2 separate regions of the Homo sapiens genome follow, and region 2 is linked to region 1. Evidence: chromatin loops called from intact Hi-C (ENCODE). Cell type or tissue: gastrocnemius medialis. All regions are shown on one strand.

Region 1 (8,000 bases):
TAATGAATTAGTATCGTTATTATTATTATTATTATTATTATTATTATTATTATTATTATTGAGACAGAGTCTTGCTCTGTCACCCAGGCTGGAGTGCAGTGGTGCTATCTCGGCTCACTGCAACCTCCGCCTCCTGGGTTCAGGTGATTCTCCTGCCTCAGCCTCCCGAGTAGCTGGGACTACAGGCACGTGCCACCACACCCGGCTAATTTTTTGTATTTTTAGCAGAGACAGGGTTTCACTGTGTTAGCCAGGATGGTCTCGATCTCCTGATCGCGTGATCCGCCTGCCTCTGCCTCCCAAGTGCTGGGATTACAGGCATGAGCCACCACACCTGGCCGTCATTATTATTTGGCATGAAAGTGACTTCCAGTTCCAGTGACTGAATGTGGAGGGGGAGGGGAAAGGATGGCTGCTCCAGAAGGGATTGGGTGGTGGACTTATTTATTTTTTCTCTTTTTGGCAAATAAACTTGACCTGGTGATGGAGGCTTCTTTCAGCACCAGAGCCTAATGCAGATGTCTCCTCCTGGCTCTGGATTTCTGTGGGTGTTACTTGTTTATTGGTAGTTGTTTATATTTAAAACCATGTGGTAGTTTGATGGTGCCTGTAAATAGAATAAAATATTTCTGCTGCTTTTCTACCTGCTACCAAGGCATTTTTAAATGTCTCTTAAGAAAAGCAACAAGAGCCGGGTGCAGTGGCTCCCACCTGTAATTCCAACACTTTGGGAGGCTCAGACGGGTGGATCACCTGAGGTCAGGAGTTCGAGACCAGCTTGGCCAACATGGAGAAACCCCGTCTCTACTAAAAATACAAAAATTAGACAGGCATGGTGGCATGCGCCTGTAATCCCAGCTACTGGGGAGGCTGAGGCAGGAGAATCACTTGAGCTGGGGAGGCAGAGGTTGCAGTGAGCCGAGATTGTGCCACTGTACTCCAGCCTGGGCAACAAGAATGAAACTGTCTCAAGAAAAAAAAAAAAAGCAACAAAACGACAACAAAATGTGATAAAATACTATTTAGTCCAGTTAACGAGGGCAGTGCGGTCACTCACTCAGGCCCATGTACCCTGTGTGATGGCCTCTGAGCAGCAGTATGGATTCTAGACTTCCCGTCTTCTACATCCACAGGTGGAAACCCGGGGGGCACGTTCAAAAGGAAACACTTTTTTCTTTTTTCTTGAGACAGAGTCTCACTCTGTCACCCAGGCTGGAGTGCAGTGGCATGATCTTGGCTCACTGCAACCTCCGCCTCCTGGGTTCAAGCGATTCTCCTGCCTCAGCCTCCCAAGTAGCTGTGACTACGGGCACGTGCTACCACGCCCGGCTAATTTTTTTTATTTTTAGTAGAGACAGGGTTTCACTGTATTAGCCAGGATGGTCTCGATCTCCTGACCTCGTGATCCACCTGCCTCAGCCTCCCAAAGTGCTGGGATTACAGGTGTGAGCCACTGCACCCAGCCAAGGAAACACTTTTGAGCACCACTTTATTAGTTAATGCTCATAAGAGTTTTTTAAGTTGCTCATAATTTGGGGGATTGTTTTCACAGCGAGAGGAATGAAGAGTGGCTATGAAAGGTGTCATATGGTGGGATTCTCTGTGACACATCTTCATTCACATGACACAGTAGAAAACTCTGGAACGATGTGAGATAAGGGGGTCATCTACAGCCTTGTTGAATTTAGGGCAGATACTCTTTGCCTGGGGTTTGTGAAAACTGAAATTATGTATTGCTGATTATGTGCATTTGTCTGGGGAAAAGGTCTCTATCTGCCATTAGGCTTTCAAATGGGGCCAAGAGTCCTTGAAAGACTAAGAGTTCCTGAAGTGGAGACATTTTTTACATCAATTTATTAAGATGTGCTATAAAAAATACTACTTTGCTACAAAATGTTAAACATGCACAGTTTTTTAAAATGCCAATAATTTTTAAATAAATTTAATCTATTTTAGATTTAGAACTTTAAAAGATAATAAGAAATTAATTCCACGTATTAAAGTGTTCCAGAATCAGAACATTCCATTCCCTGAGTGAACATTTTTAGTATGGATGATGGCCTTACCAGTGTCTTAAAAATGTGGATTCTTCATTTATTCTTAAAAGATTCACTGAACTCATGCCATGTGCTGTGTACTATAAGATGATGGACAACCCCCCAAAGGTTAATGGGACTAATATGGAATTCACTGTCTGGTTAGCAGCTGATAACAGTGTTTCAGATCTTGATAAAATAAAGTGTCCAGCATACACAGATAACTCCTGCTCTAGATAGGGGTTCACAGCAGTCTTAGAACATGCAATCCTTAAACTCCATCCAGGTAGAGGCTTTGGAGTTATCTAGGTAACAATATGGGCAGTGGACAGAAGGGACAGAGGCAGCAGGAGCAGTTTTGTGTAGCCTACCTAGGTTTTAATATACATAGGAATGACCCGGGGCTTGTGAAAATGCAGATTCTGAAAGTCTGGGCGGGGGCCTGAGAATGTGCATTTATTTCCAAGATGCTGCTAGGTGATGCGGCTGTTGGCAAACCTCACTTTGAGTAGTGAGGGGAGGGAAGGAGTCCTACCAGGCCATTTAGGGACCTGCAAGCAGCTCAGGAGGACTCAGAAAGGGGCTCAGGTCACCTTGTTCCAGATGCCTGAAAGAATCTCTCTCTGAAATATTTTGAACATGCAGAAAAGTTCAGAGAATAATAATTGCTATACAGATTTGACAAATGTGGGTTTCTAACCACATCTGCCGCATGATTTCTTTTCTGTTTTCTTTTTTGAGTCTTGCTTTTTTAACCAGACTGGAATGCAGCGGCACGATCACGGCTCACTGCAGCCTCAACTTCCTGGGCTCAGGTGATCCTTCTACCTCAGCCTCCCAAATAGCTGGGACTACAGGCATGTGCCCATGCCCAGCTAATTTTTTGTATTGTTTGTAGAGACAGGGTTTCATCATGTTGCCTAGGCCGGTCTCAAACTACTGGGCTCAAGCGATCTGCCTGTCTTGGCCTCCCAAAGTTCTGGGATTACAGGCGTGAGCCACTGCACCCAGCCTGCTCCATGATTTCTGACACTGTGGTGGAAATTCCTTTCTACTCCTCCCTCCTCCCAGCCCCACCTGTTCTGCAGCAGAACCCCCATTCTGATACTGGTGTGTATCTCCTCTACCCATGCATAGGTGTACATAATCAACATTTAGTAATGTTTTCTATTTTATACAAATAATACTTCATACAGTTTTCTACAGCTTACACTTCACTCAGTTCCATGTTTTCAAGACTTGTCTCAGTTGATATTTGGAGATCTAGTGTATTCATTTTGAACATCTATTTCTGCATTATTTCTATGAATTTATTAAAATGTATGCATTCGTTTACTTATTGGTGAATATGTAAGTCATTTTTAATTGTTCATTCTCAAAAACAATGATTTGCAGGGATTTTTGTGTATCCGGAATACTCATTCCCTATCAGTTTCATGCATTACAAATATATTCCTCCAATCTGTGGCTCCTTTTGTCCTTGATACTGGCTTTAACTTTGTTTCTGTTGTCTTTTGTTATATAAAAATATTACATTTTCATTTTGTCAAACTTATCAATCTTTTTCTGTTGTGGCTTATGCTTCTTTTATCTTATTTAAGAAATGATAAAGATGCACTCTGTAACTCAGGATTTTGTAAACAGTAAGCATCAGTGGAGAAGAATTAATACAATACTGTGGGTGAACTTGACTGCAGTTTTCTTAACAATTTTCTTAACTATTAAGAACATTCTCAGGCCCCCGCCCAGACTTACAGAATCAGAATCCACATTTTCACAAGCCCCAGGTCATTCCTAAGTGCATTAAAACCTAGGTATAGGCCACACGAAGCTGCTTCTGCTGCCTCTGTAGCACCGTGGACCAGTTTTGCGGTAGACAATTTTCCCATTGATGGAACGGGGCTCGGGGGGCGGGAGGTGATGGTGGTTTCAGGATTAAACTGTTCCATCTCAGATCATCAGGCGTTAGATTCTCATAAGGAGCATGCAACCTGGATCCCTTGCACGCACAGTTCACGACAGGGTTTGTGCTCCTGTGAGAATCTAATGCCCCCACTGATTTCACAGGAGGCGGAGCTCAGGTGGTAATGCTCACTCACCCTCCGCCCACCTCCTGCTGTGTGGCCTGGTTCCTAACAGACCACAGACTGGAACCAGGGGTCAGACCCCTGCCCTAAAGGGCTGGCAAATTCTTCCAGTTAGAAATAGAGGCAAGTCTTGATGCGGTCCTCTTTACTTCTTAATCGTCTTCTGGTTTTAAGTGCATTGCCCACTTTGACTGGTACCCACTCACTGGGAGGTTGGAGGACTGGCTAACTCCCTTGGAATTTCTCAGGGATTCCTGATGAAAGTGAGTGGACTCACTCCCAGGTGCCCAAACACCTGCCCTCTGCTGGGCTGCCTTCCCTCTGATCTGGTACAATTATTGTGGCAATCTATGACTGTGTCAGTTTCTTTGACAGTGCCTCTTTCCCCTATTTCATGCACTTTTCATCTGCTGTATGTTGCAGATCAGATTATTATCCCCAAAGGATGTACCTGGAGCCCTTTGTGAATCCCCACATTCAGAAATGCCATCACTCCCCTAGGCATCTTCTCTTTTTCGTAACGTTCTATCACTTGTGTTAATAATTGCCTCTACTTTCACAGTCTCTTTTTCACAGAGAAACTTTAGAGAAACATTTTGGGCTTTTAATGGGAGGCATTTGTGTACTGAACTAAGTATCTGGGTGGCGGAGTCAATACAGTATAAATGTTTTTAGGTCATCTGTCTTTGAGGTGGGCTGTTCACCTCCTTGTTCCCTTGTGGACCCCACTCTTGGGGTCCTGCAGCCTGTCTTCTTTCCCTCCATCAGCAGCTCCCAGGGAGAATGCATCCTATCCCTCTGAGGTGCTGTCATCTGACACCCTCCTGGACAGTCCCCCTCATTTGTGCTTTAAAGTGTTTGGCAACTGCCCCTTGTCATCAGCACTCTCAGTCCCACTGTTATTCTGGTGTCTTTGATGTGTATGTGGCTGACCCAACTGATACCCTGACTTCTCAGCTCCTTGACTTCCTCAGCTTGTGACCTTTTTCTCCACTCCATCTTTCCCACAGCCATGATTCTAGTAGTCAGCTCAGGCTGCCATAAAAAATACTATTGACTGGGTGGCTTAAGAAACAGAAATTAATTTCTCCCAGTTCCGCAGGCTGGAAGTTCAAGACCAGGGTTCCAGCATGGTCAGGTTCTGGTGAAGGCCCTCTTCCTGGCTTGCAGGTGGCTGCCTTCTCACCAACTCACCTATCTAGGAGAGTGAGAGAGAAAGCTCTCTTTCTTCCTCTTATTATAAGGCCACAGTTCTATTGTATTAGGGATGAATCTTTATGATCTAATTTAACCTTAATTACCTCTTTAAAACTTTATATCTAGATATAGTCGAATTGGGGGCTATGGCTTCAACATACAAATTTTTTAGGGGGACACAATTCAGTCTCTAGCATCCCACCCCTGCCCCCCAAATTCATGTTCTTATCTCATGCAAAATATATTCATTTCATCCCAACAGCTCCAAAAGTTTTAACTCATTTCAGCATCAACTCCAAAGTCTAAAGTCCAAAGGCTCATCTAAATATCATCTAAATCAGGTATGAGTGAGATTTGATGATGAATCTTGAGGCAAAATTCCTCTCTGGCTGAAACCTGTGAACTCACGCAGGTTATCTGTTTCTAAAATACAATGGTGGGACAGGCATAGGAGGGACATTCCCATTCCAAAAGAGATAAATTGAACAGAAGAAAGGGACAGCAGGCACCAAGCAAGTCCAAAACCTAGTTAGGCAAATCCCAATATATCTTAAGGTTCTAGGATAATCCTCTAGTTTGTGCCCTGCCTTCCAGACCCACTGGCACAGCTGTTTGGAAGGGGCATCTGTAATATGAATAGGGTGAGAATTTCCCAAATCTTCAAGTTCTGGTTCCTTTTTAATAATTCCTTTCTTCTTCTTCTTCTTCTTTTTGAGATGGAGTTTCGCACTGTCGTGCCCTGGCTGGCGTGCAATGGCGCAATCTCGGCTCACTGCAACCTCCGCCTCCCAGGTTCAAGTGATTGTCCTGCCTCAGCCTCCCAAGCAGCTAGGATTACAGGCGCCCACCACCACGCCTGGCTAATTTTTTGTATTTTTAGTAGAGATGGGGTTTCACTATGTTGGCCAGGCTGTTCTGGAACTCCTGACCTCATGATCTGCCCGCCTCGGCCTCCCAAAGTGCTGGGATTACAGGCGTAAGCTGCCACGTGCCCAGCCTACAATTCCTTTTTTCAATCCATCTTCCTTTTTTCACATTTGACTATAAGCAGTAAGGAGAAACCAAGCCTGTCCTTCAATCAACACTATGTTTAGAAATCTCCTTAACTAAATATCCAATTTCATTGCTTGCAAGTTATACTTCCACAAAACACTAGACACAGTTCAGCCATATTCTTTGCCACTTTATAACAAGGATCACCTTTCCTCCAGTTTTCAATAACATGTTCTTCATTTCCATCCAGGATCTTAGCAGATTGTCCTTAATGCTCATATTCCTAGCAGGTACCTCAAAACTCTTCCAGCCTCTAGCCATTACCCAGTTTCAAAGCCATTTCCAAGTATTTAGGTATTTGTGTCAGCACCCCACTTCTGGTACCAAAATCTGTGTTAGTCACCTCAGGCTGCCATAAGAAAATATCACAGACTGGGTGGCTTAAACAATGGAAGTTTATTTTCTCCCAGTTCTGGAGGCTGGAAGTTCAAGATCAGGGTACCAGCTGGATTGGGGTCTAGTGTGGGTCCTTTTTCTGGCTTGCAGATAGTTGCCTTCTTACTGTGCCCTCACACAACAGGGAGAAGGGGAGAAAGAGAGGGAGAGGGAGGCGAGGAGGGAGATATACATCTATATCTTCCTCTTCTTATAAGGCCACAGCCCTATCATATTAAGGCAGCACACTTATGACCTCATTTGATTTTTTTTTTTTTTTTTTTTTTGAGATGGAGTCTCACTCTGTTGCCAAGGCTGGAGTGCAGCGGCACAATCTCGGCTCACTGCAACCTCCACCTGCCAGGCTCAAGTGATTCTCCTGCCTCAGCCTCTCTAGTAGCTGGGATTACAGGCACACGCCACTACCACCCGGCTAATTTTTGTATTTTTAGTAGAGATGGGGTTTCACCATATTGGTTAGGCTGGTCTCAAACTCCTGACCTCAAGTGATCCACCTGCCTCATCCTCCCAAAGTTCTGGGATTACAGGTGTGAGCCACTATGGCCAGCCCTCATTTGGTCTTGATTACCTCCTGAAGACCCTATCTCCAGATACAATCACATTGAAAGGGTTTCAGCATATGAATTTGGGAGGGGGTCACATTTTAGTGTATAGCAATGTCCTAATGCCATTTTTACCCCAAACTCTGAGACTGATTATCCCATCTCTAAATACAACCTTGTCTCCTCCAGATCATCCTCTCAGTTACTCCAACCCTACCTGTCTTCACCTTCACCAGGGTTTGGAGAAGTTCAACTCTTCCGTGCAACGCTTTTTCCTCACCACCCCCTTCCTGCTGCCTTCACTTCTTCTCTGACCTAGACTCCGCAGCCCACCACCTTCACAAAATCTGGTTAATATCCCAAACCCCACTGTTTTTTTTTCTTCTAATCTGCTCTGCCCCATTCTTCCAAAACCCTATCCCTAGACCCATCTTTTTCTCTTCTTCGTGCTCCTAAACTTAGGCTACCAAGCTTTGCTGGGGAAAGCACTCCAGGTGGGTGTTACTACAAATCACCGTCTGCTGACCCACTGGTACTACCTGACAGCCTTTGATATTTCCAGAGTCAATACCTGCTTTCCATTCTCCACAGCATCTAATATAAGTCATGGCTTCTCATCTGTCCTGCTTCCCCGCTTCGCGTTCACCACTGTGAGCACAACTCCAGCTGCACACGCAATGACAGCTCCT
Region 2 (8,000 bases), 240 kb after region 1:
GGGTCATGCTGACCTTGGACTGTCCTAGGAATTAGCCAGTTCCTAGAGATGATAAAGGACTCGTCTGCTAGTTTGCTTGACACATGCACACCAATCCATCCATGAGCCCACATCCAACCACCCTTACTGGCTTTCATACTCTGGGCCACCATCCATCTACCCTAATCACCCCAGGACCAGGTACAAGACAACTAGGGACAGCCCCTAGTCCGCGGAGCCTGCTGAAATTATCAAACTGACCAATCTTTGAAACTGCTTAGTCTGGCTCCCTATCTCCTCCGCACAGAAACCACAATAAAGACACTTGCTATGCCTTCCCCTGCTCCTTCTGCCTCCTGACCTACCCTGGTACTTCTCACATGGCTCCCCAGGGCATATGTGCCCCCTCGACTTGGGATCTGCCTGTATAGCAAACTATCTTTTCAATGGCAGCCACCTCCTCATCTGTTGGCCTTGACATGCTGAAAAATAATACAGTCTGCATTTTAAGTCCTTGGGCCTAGAGGAGAATATTGGTCTGCAGAAGGCACAGAGAACACAGGACAGAAATTTTAGTTGCAATAAAAAGGCTTGTAATTTGACAGAATGCTTCTAAAATGAAACCCAAGAATATGTTCTATCCCCAACAGGAGAAACTAGTGAAGGTTAGGACACATTGCTCAGGGCAGTTTGGCTGCCAACACCCCCAGGTATACTTCTATTAATAAATGTCACAGCCACGAGAACTGTATGCTTATGAAGGAGCCCACAGTCAGCTCCATTACCAGGTAGCTTATGCTCGTGTGCCTCCCCACAAGGGAAGTGCTGGGGAGTGTCAATTCTGCAGGAATCACCACAGGCGGGACTAGGCAATGTTTACACTGTGCATTTTTCACTTTAGGAAGGCCTCATACATGAAAATGAGCATTTGTAACAAAACAAAGAAGGAATGATTCCTCAGCCCATAAATAGTGCATGCTGAAAGCGCTTTTTAAATAGGAAAACTTAGGTGACTTACATGATTTGACGACAGGAATTTGTTTGAATTGCTCACCACTTCACAGGAGCCTAAGGTGATCAAGTGAAGTTAACGACAGCAGCCTTCACACAATTGTCAGTGACTAAGGGTAGTGTCCAAGCCCCTGCAGCCAAGGGTGTTAGTTGCCAGAGCAGCACGAAGAGCCTAAGTGAGTTAGGAAAGAAGCTGGTCCCTGTGTGTTGGGAATTGCTGGGTTCTTGGTCTGACTTCAAGAATGAAGCTGCAGACCCTTGCAGTGAGTATTACAGCTCTTAAGGTGGGGCATCTGGAGTCTGTCCCTTCTGATGTTCAGATCGGTTCGTGGTCTCGCTGGCTCAGGAGTGAAGCTGCAGACCTTCACAGTGAGTGTTACAGCTCTTAAGATGAAGCGTCTGGAGTCTGCCCCTTCTGATGTTCAAACGTGGTTGGAGTTTCTTCGTTCCAGTGGCTTCGTAGTCTCACTAGCTCAGGAGTGAAACTGCACACCTTCGCGGTGAGTGTTATAGCTCTTAAGACAGCGCGTCTGGAGTTGTTTGTTCCTCTCAGTGAGCTTGTGGTCTCGCTAGGCTCTGAAGTGAAGCTGCAGATCTTCACGGTGAGTGGTACAGCTCATAAAAGCAATGTGGACCCAAAAAGCGAGCAGCAACAAGATTTATTGCAAAAAACGAAAAGAACAAAGCTTCCACGGTGTGGAAAACAATCCCCGCGAGTTGTCAATGCTGGCTCGGGCAGCCTGCTTTTATTCTCTTATCTGGCCCCACCCACATCCTGCTGATTGGTAGAGCCAAGTGGTCTGTTTTGTCAGGGCGCTGATTGGTGCGTTTACAATCCCTGAGCTAGATACAAAGGTTCTCCATGTCCCCATCAGATTAGTTAGACACAGAGTTTCACCACACAAGTTCTCCAAGGCCCCACCAGAGCAGCTAGATATAGAGTGTTAATTGGTGCATTCACAAACCTTGAGCTAAACACAGGGTGCTGATTGGTGTGTTTACAAACCTTGAGCTAGATACAGAGTGCTGATTGGTGTATTTACAATCCCTGAGCTAGACATAAAGGTTCTTCATGTCCCCACCAGAGCAGCTAGATACAGAGTGTTGATTGGTGCACTCACAAACCTTGAGCTAAACACAGGGTGCTGATTGGTGTATTTACAATCCCTGAGCTAGACATAAAGGTTCTCCAAGGCCCCACCAGAGCAGCTAGATACAGAGTGTCGATTGGTGCACTCACAAACCTTGAGCTAGACACAGGGTGCTGATTGGTGTGTTTACAATCCCTGAGCTAGATATAAAGACTCTCCACATCCCCACCAGACTCAGGAGCCCAGCTGGCTTCACCTAGTGGATCCCACACTGGGGCTGCAGGTGGAGCTGCTTGCCAGTCCTGCGCGTGTGCTCACATTCCTCAGCCCTTGGGTGGTCGATGGGACTGGGCGCCGTGGAGCAGGGGGTGGTGCTCGTCGGGGAGGCTCGGGCGGCACAGGAGCCCATGGAGTGGGTGGGAGGCTCAGGCATGGCGGGCTGCAGGTCCCGAGCCCTGCCCTGCGGGAAGGCTGCTAAGGCTCGGTGAGAAATCGAGCACAGCACCGATGGGCTGGTACTAGTGGGGGACCCAGTACACCCTCCGCAGCCACTAGCCCGGGTGCTAAGTCCCTCATTGCCCGGGGCCAGCAGGGCTGGCCGGCTGCTCCCAGTGCGGGGCCCGCCAAGCCCAGGCCCACCCGGAACTCCAGCTGGCCAGCAAGCGCCACACGCAGCCCTGGTTCCCGCTCGTGCCTCTCCCTCCACACCTCCCTGCAAGCTGAGGGAGTGGGCTCCAGCCTTGGCCAGCCCAGAAAGGGGCTCCCACAGTGCAGCGGCGGGCCGAAGGGCTCCTCAAGTGCCGCCAAAGTGGGAGCCCAGGCAGAGGAGGCGCCGAGAGCGAGCGAGGGCTGTGAGGACTGCCAGCACGCTGTCACCTCTCACCTGGAGGAATGTGCGGGCAAGAGTGAAAATTCACACATGAACCTCAACTGCTCTGGTATCGATTTTCTGAAATGACAGTTTAGAGGCTGACAATTCACAATTCTTTCACTTGGTCAAGTTTCTAATATATTTTTGTTTATTTTTATTTATTTATTGTCAACACCTCAAAATTGGGATATTTCACAAAGAAGAGTCAGATTTCTAGCTTTTATTGAAAAACTAGGAGATCTGGCCATACTGGGCCCATACTTGCAGGCAAAACAACCAGCTAAACTGAGCAGTGGTAGCTGCTCCCTTGATGCAGCGTCTGAGTGCTCCTGTTTGCCATAGCTGCCACCACTCCATACTGCTTCCAACAGTGATGCTGAGTGCCAGTAAGCATATATCTTTGCACCTAAAGAAACATTTATTTGTACTTATGGCTCTTTCAAGTGTGGGAATATAAAAAATGAACTTATGAGACCTATGTTTTTCCAGAAAAAAAAAAAAGGAAGCCAGAGAATGCTCTGATGTGCTTAATAGGACAACAGATGTCCAAACATCTCACCCCTACTGGCAAGACCTCATTGCGCACGGACTAGTAACAGTAAAACTTCTTCAGTGAAGGCTGAGCAGGGGATGAGGTTGGGGAGCCAAATTTGAGTCTTGACAGAGGAACACAGCCTGAGCAAGGAGGTGGCCAAGGAAGCTGCATCACAGTGACCGAATGGCTGGGGAGAAGCACCTCTGTGAAACGGATGAGACGAATCCGTGAATCAATCCTTGAAAGTCAGATGGGCATTAATTGAACATGCTGATCACTTCTAATCTTAGCTACTAAGCAGGAAGCCTCATCCTTGCACAGAACTGAATTTGATGTGTCAAGAAAAGAAAGGCAACCGGTCAACCCCGGAGTGAGCCACCTACTAGCCTATTTGAAATTGAGATGCTTTAAACAACACAGCTGGAAGGCAGAGGGAAATGCAAAACCAAAGGAAAGTCCATGTGCTTTGCAGCTGGGTCATCAAAGAGAATTCCTGTGGCTGCCAAAAAGAAAAATGGAGGAAAAGAAAAAAGCCTAAGTCAACCCCCGTCTCCCTCCAAAATAAAACAAGCAGTGTGTCCATTTTTCAATCTGGGCAGACCACTTCCCTAGGGTAAGAACATAACACACTTTGTCACTCACGGAATGTGACAGGAAGAGGGGGAGGGACCAGGCCCCAGGAGTCAGTTTTAGTTTCCACCCTGTCCCAAGGCAGGGGACAGAAAGAACCACGCCTTTATACACAAACATCCTGGACAGATCAAAGTAGAGTCATAGATTTTATTTAATTAAAATAGATTAAAAACAGACTGTGTAAAAGAATTAGAATTCTCAATAATTTACTATTATTTACATTAGCAAATGTCGGTCGTTAGTAGACACTGAGCAGAGAAGCTTGAAGAACGGGGATCCTCTCCTGTGGGCAGGGGAGCCCCAGCTTCCCTCGTGATTCCCGTCCTTTCAAGTTCATTATGGCAGCTCTGTCAATGAGCACCCCAGGGTGGTGTGGCCGCAGCACCAGGACCCGCGCTGAAGGCCCAGAGACCTGGCAGGCCGGGAAGAAATTCCTTTCCTTTGGGAAGAACCACCAACGCTCAGTCCAAGCTCACACGGTTATCTAGTCGGCAATGCCTTCCCTGCCCTGCAGCCAATACCCCCCACTGTGCTGGGCCTTCTGCAAATACTCCTGGGGTTGACCCAAACCCAGTTTCCAGATAAAAGATAAAAAGAAAAAAAAAAAGGCCACATATCCCAGTTCTCAGAGAAATCCTGGATTACTAAACATCCCCTGCCTGTGGCACCTGGAATGGGTGACTTGTCAAAATCTCCCTCAAGACGTTTTGTGCGTTTGCCGTGGGAGGGAATGGTGGGGAGTCAGGGTGGCTGGGGGGCACTAGGCCACTTCACCAAGAGGGATGCACCTCCCAGGAAGCAGTAGCAGTGAGAGCGAGCCCCACAGGAACTGTCCCTGCCCTGGCAGTGCGCAGCCCTGTGGGCACCAAGCAGGGAGTGAAGACCCTCAGAACACAGGCCCTGTGGCCTCCGGCTGTGACCTCAGCTTGCTGGAGACTCTGCGGTCAGCCTGGCCCACTAGGAGCCCCTGCTGCTCCACTTGCAGGACACCCAGGCCTCCTGGCGTCAGTGGGGCCTGGGACGTCTGGGAGTTCCAGAGCTGGGGCAGCAGCTGTGACCATGGGGGCCAGCACAGTGGACAGCATCAGAGCTGGCAGTGAACAGCTGAGGCGGGGGAGGCCTGATAGAGAGGTTCAGTCCCAAATGTCTGTCTCGAAGGGGACCAGGTGGTAATATGACAGGTTGGTGACGTAGGCTGCTGGGTCGTCCCCGTCCTCCAGCTCTGAGGGAAACTCACTGCCATTCTCAAATCTGAAATTAGAGAAACCAGAGGTGAGGGGTGGCTCATTGTTGGGATCAACACCAAACACCCGCCGGGACCATGAGCATGACTTTCAATGCCCGCTAGTAAGTGTGCAAAAAAACCACGGCTACAAATGAACTGGTGAGCTGGCTCCTGCTCTGAGACTGCCAGAGCTTCTGGTTTCCACTGCCTTGGAGACTGCTGTCTGCATTTGCTTAGACAACCCTTAGCGAGGCCTTCATCCATTCCTTCATTCATGGAGTGCTGATTTTCACCTCTTGTTCTGTGCCCAGCACCGCGTCAGGCTGTGGGATCAGCAGTGAACAAGGCAGGCAGGGTCTGTCCTCAGGGAAGAGGCGCCTGCCTCGTGCTGGGCCCTGGGGACAGCTGAGAGAGGAGTGGTCACGAGCTCACAGCCTGACCGCAGCAGAGATGACACACGGACGCACAGGAGGCTGCGAGGGAACAGGAGGCTGGAGAAGAGCCGGCGAGGCCCGTGGAGGTCACGGGGGGAGACACCTTCTAGCGGGGAAGCCTGCATGTGGGTACGTGTTTCATTCGCGCTCTGGCAGATGAGAAGCATCCGAACATGGGGGACTTACATGGGGTGTGGAGAACTAGGGAAGAATACAAACCCCAAACATAAGGGGACGTAAAAGCCCGCGATACTGACTCCCCACACACTGGAACTGTTTCTACTCCCTCTGCAGCCCAGGCAGACTTCCTACGTTAAGAAAAGAGACTCCAGGTCTTTAAAAATGCGTAACAGAGAAAAGCACAAGAAGGACATTCTCCCCAGGAAGGGGGACAGAGCTGTACGGCTCGTGGGATTTTCCTCCACCTATGAATCAGCCCAAACCCAGCAGGCCGCGTGGGAGTGTGGACAGAGGCAAGCAGCTGCCCCGCCCTCCTGGGAGCCACCTCGGGGCTGCCTCCTGTGCCGCCCCCAGTGACTGAAGGTGGCCCTGGCCCGTGGACAACTGTGGGAACTCAGCCATCTCTGGAAAGCTTTGCCATGACCAAGATGACTGCACAGTCCAGGCCCCTGGCCGGACACACAACAAGGCAGGGCGAGCATATGTCCCCCACAAACCTAGTACATCGTGCGAATCCCGCTGACCTCAAGGGACAGGGCTGTGAAGACAGCTTTAAGGCATTTGGATAAGAAAGGCTGAGGCTGCAGAGGAAGGCCTCCCCTCTGACTCCATGGCCAGGCCTGGAGTGTGGTGTCAGCCCCCGCCTCGGCTTCCCTATGCTCACGGTCCTGGCAACACGAGGCTGGGACAGAGGCCGCGGCACAAAGAGCCCTAGCTGTGGGTGGGAAAGCTATGGGGGGCTCACGGAGACAGAGCAGCTCTCCAACTTCATCCAGGGAATGAAATCTCTTCCCCAGACCAGGGCTGGATGGAAACCCAAGGGGGAACCTTGGGCGTGCCGAAAGGTTCAAGCCAGTCGAGGGACAGAGCCACAGCGCCACCTCAAACAGTGTCCCACCACCTGCCCGTCCTCCCTGCCCAGATCACAGGATGACCCTGAGGACATGAGGAGGGAGGGGGACCGGGATGCTCAGGGAAAATGAGTCATGGGGCTAAGGCTCCCTGAGGTCCCCACAGAACCGCCCAGTGCCTCGGCCCTGGATGACCTCCCAGAAGCCAGGCAATCCCTTCGCCAGCTGAGACTGTCACCTGCAGAGCCCCAGAAGTCCCCACTGGCCCCATCTCTATCAGATACATCCATTCCCTGAGTGCAGGTGGGTCTCTGGGCCCTGGCACTGGTGCCCACTTGCCCCTGGGGCCAGACTCGGGGCAGCCTGCTGAGACTCTGCTGTGGGGGCCCTGCTGTGGGCCCGGCGGCACTGGGCTCACAGGCTCGGGCCAGACAATCAGCCTCGGGTGCCAGGGAGGACAGCCACGCAGGGAGGTGAAGCCTCCAGTTCCACAAAGGGTGTCTGTGCTCTTGGTCGCTGTCAACCCCCCACCCGACAGCCGGTGCCGTGTAGAAACAGATCGTCCCTGTGAGACACTGGAGCTGGACCATCGACTCCACTGCACTGCCCGAGATTGAGGAGCCAGAGAAAGGCCCGGCAAGCCCAAGTCGGAACTCCCTCCAGATGCTCCCGAGCCCCATGGCGGCAGGCGTTTCTTTGTTAGGCTTTTCTGGGGTCATGGAGATTTTCTCGGCCCTCTCTGTGAGCCAGGCATCCCGGAGCAGGTGGCCGCCTATTCAAGACCTGTCACTCCTGTGCACATGCAGTCAGTCCCGGGCAGCTGCAAGAGCCACACCTCTGGCCCGGCTTTCTTCCCTCCGTGTGTTTCTCCTCAGCTCCAGCCTGCTCACAGTTGAACCTGCCTCCTAAATCTGGCCTCATTCCAGGGTGCCAAGGGCCTCTTGGATATAGAAAGGGGTCCCCTTGCAAACACTGCAGACTCAGAGCCTGCACAACTGGTGATGAGGAAGGGTCTCCATCTGTCTTCTCCCCAAGACAGTGCCTGGCCAGTAACTACCCCTGCCAAGCTAAAGGGCCTCTTTCTTTCATCCATGACTACACTCCAGCCTTGTACCTCCACGGTGCCAGCCTGTTGGCATGGGGGACCCATAGGTAATGAGTGAATGAGCTATGTACAGTGGGGTCAGGGC

What was found. A loop is a pair of places that touch in the nucleus more often than their neighbours do. Peaks named below come from ENCODE experiments on the same cell type or tissue, not always from the same donor. Only the 100,000 strongest peaks of a DNase experiment are listed, where the experiment ranks them.
Region 2: a loop joins it to region 1, with 5 times the contacts of the local background. A loop is called at or near these places in 3 of 110 quality-filtered maps.

What each region holds. Positions count from the first base shown.
Region 1 is chr6:3,473,557-3,481,556 of GRCh38, forward strand. No RefSeq gene overlaps it. Among named protein-coding and RNA genes, the nearest start is that of SLC22A23, 21 kb to the left of the region's middle. In gastrocnemius medialis, no CTCF peak of the experiment used is centred here; no DNase peak of the experiment used is centred here.
Region 2 is chr6:3,718,366-3,726,365 of GRCh38, forward strand. PXDC1 (PX domain containing 1) reads right to left here. Exons shown (of 5, transcript NM_183373.4): 5 at 4,254-5,371. The coding sequence ends at 5,254. It overlaps LOC100507336 (a long non-coding RNA gene), which reads right to left and starts at 1,712. Exons shown (of 4, transcript NR_187650.1): 1 at 998-1,712. RefSeq lists an enhancer at 5,610-6,148. In gastrocnemius medialis, no CTCF peak of the experiment used is centred here; no DNase peak of the experiment used is centred here; H3K27ac peaks cover 1,302 bases.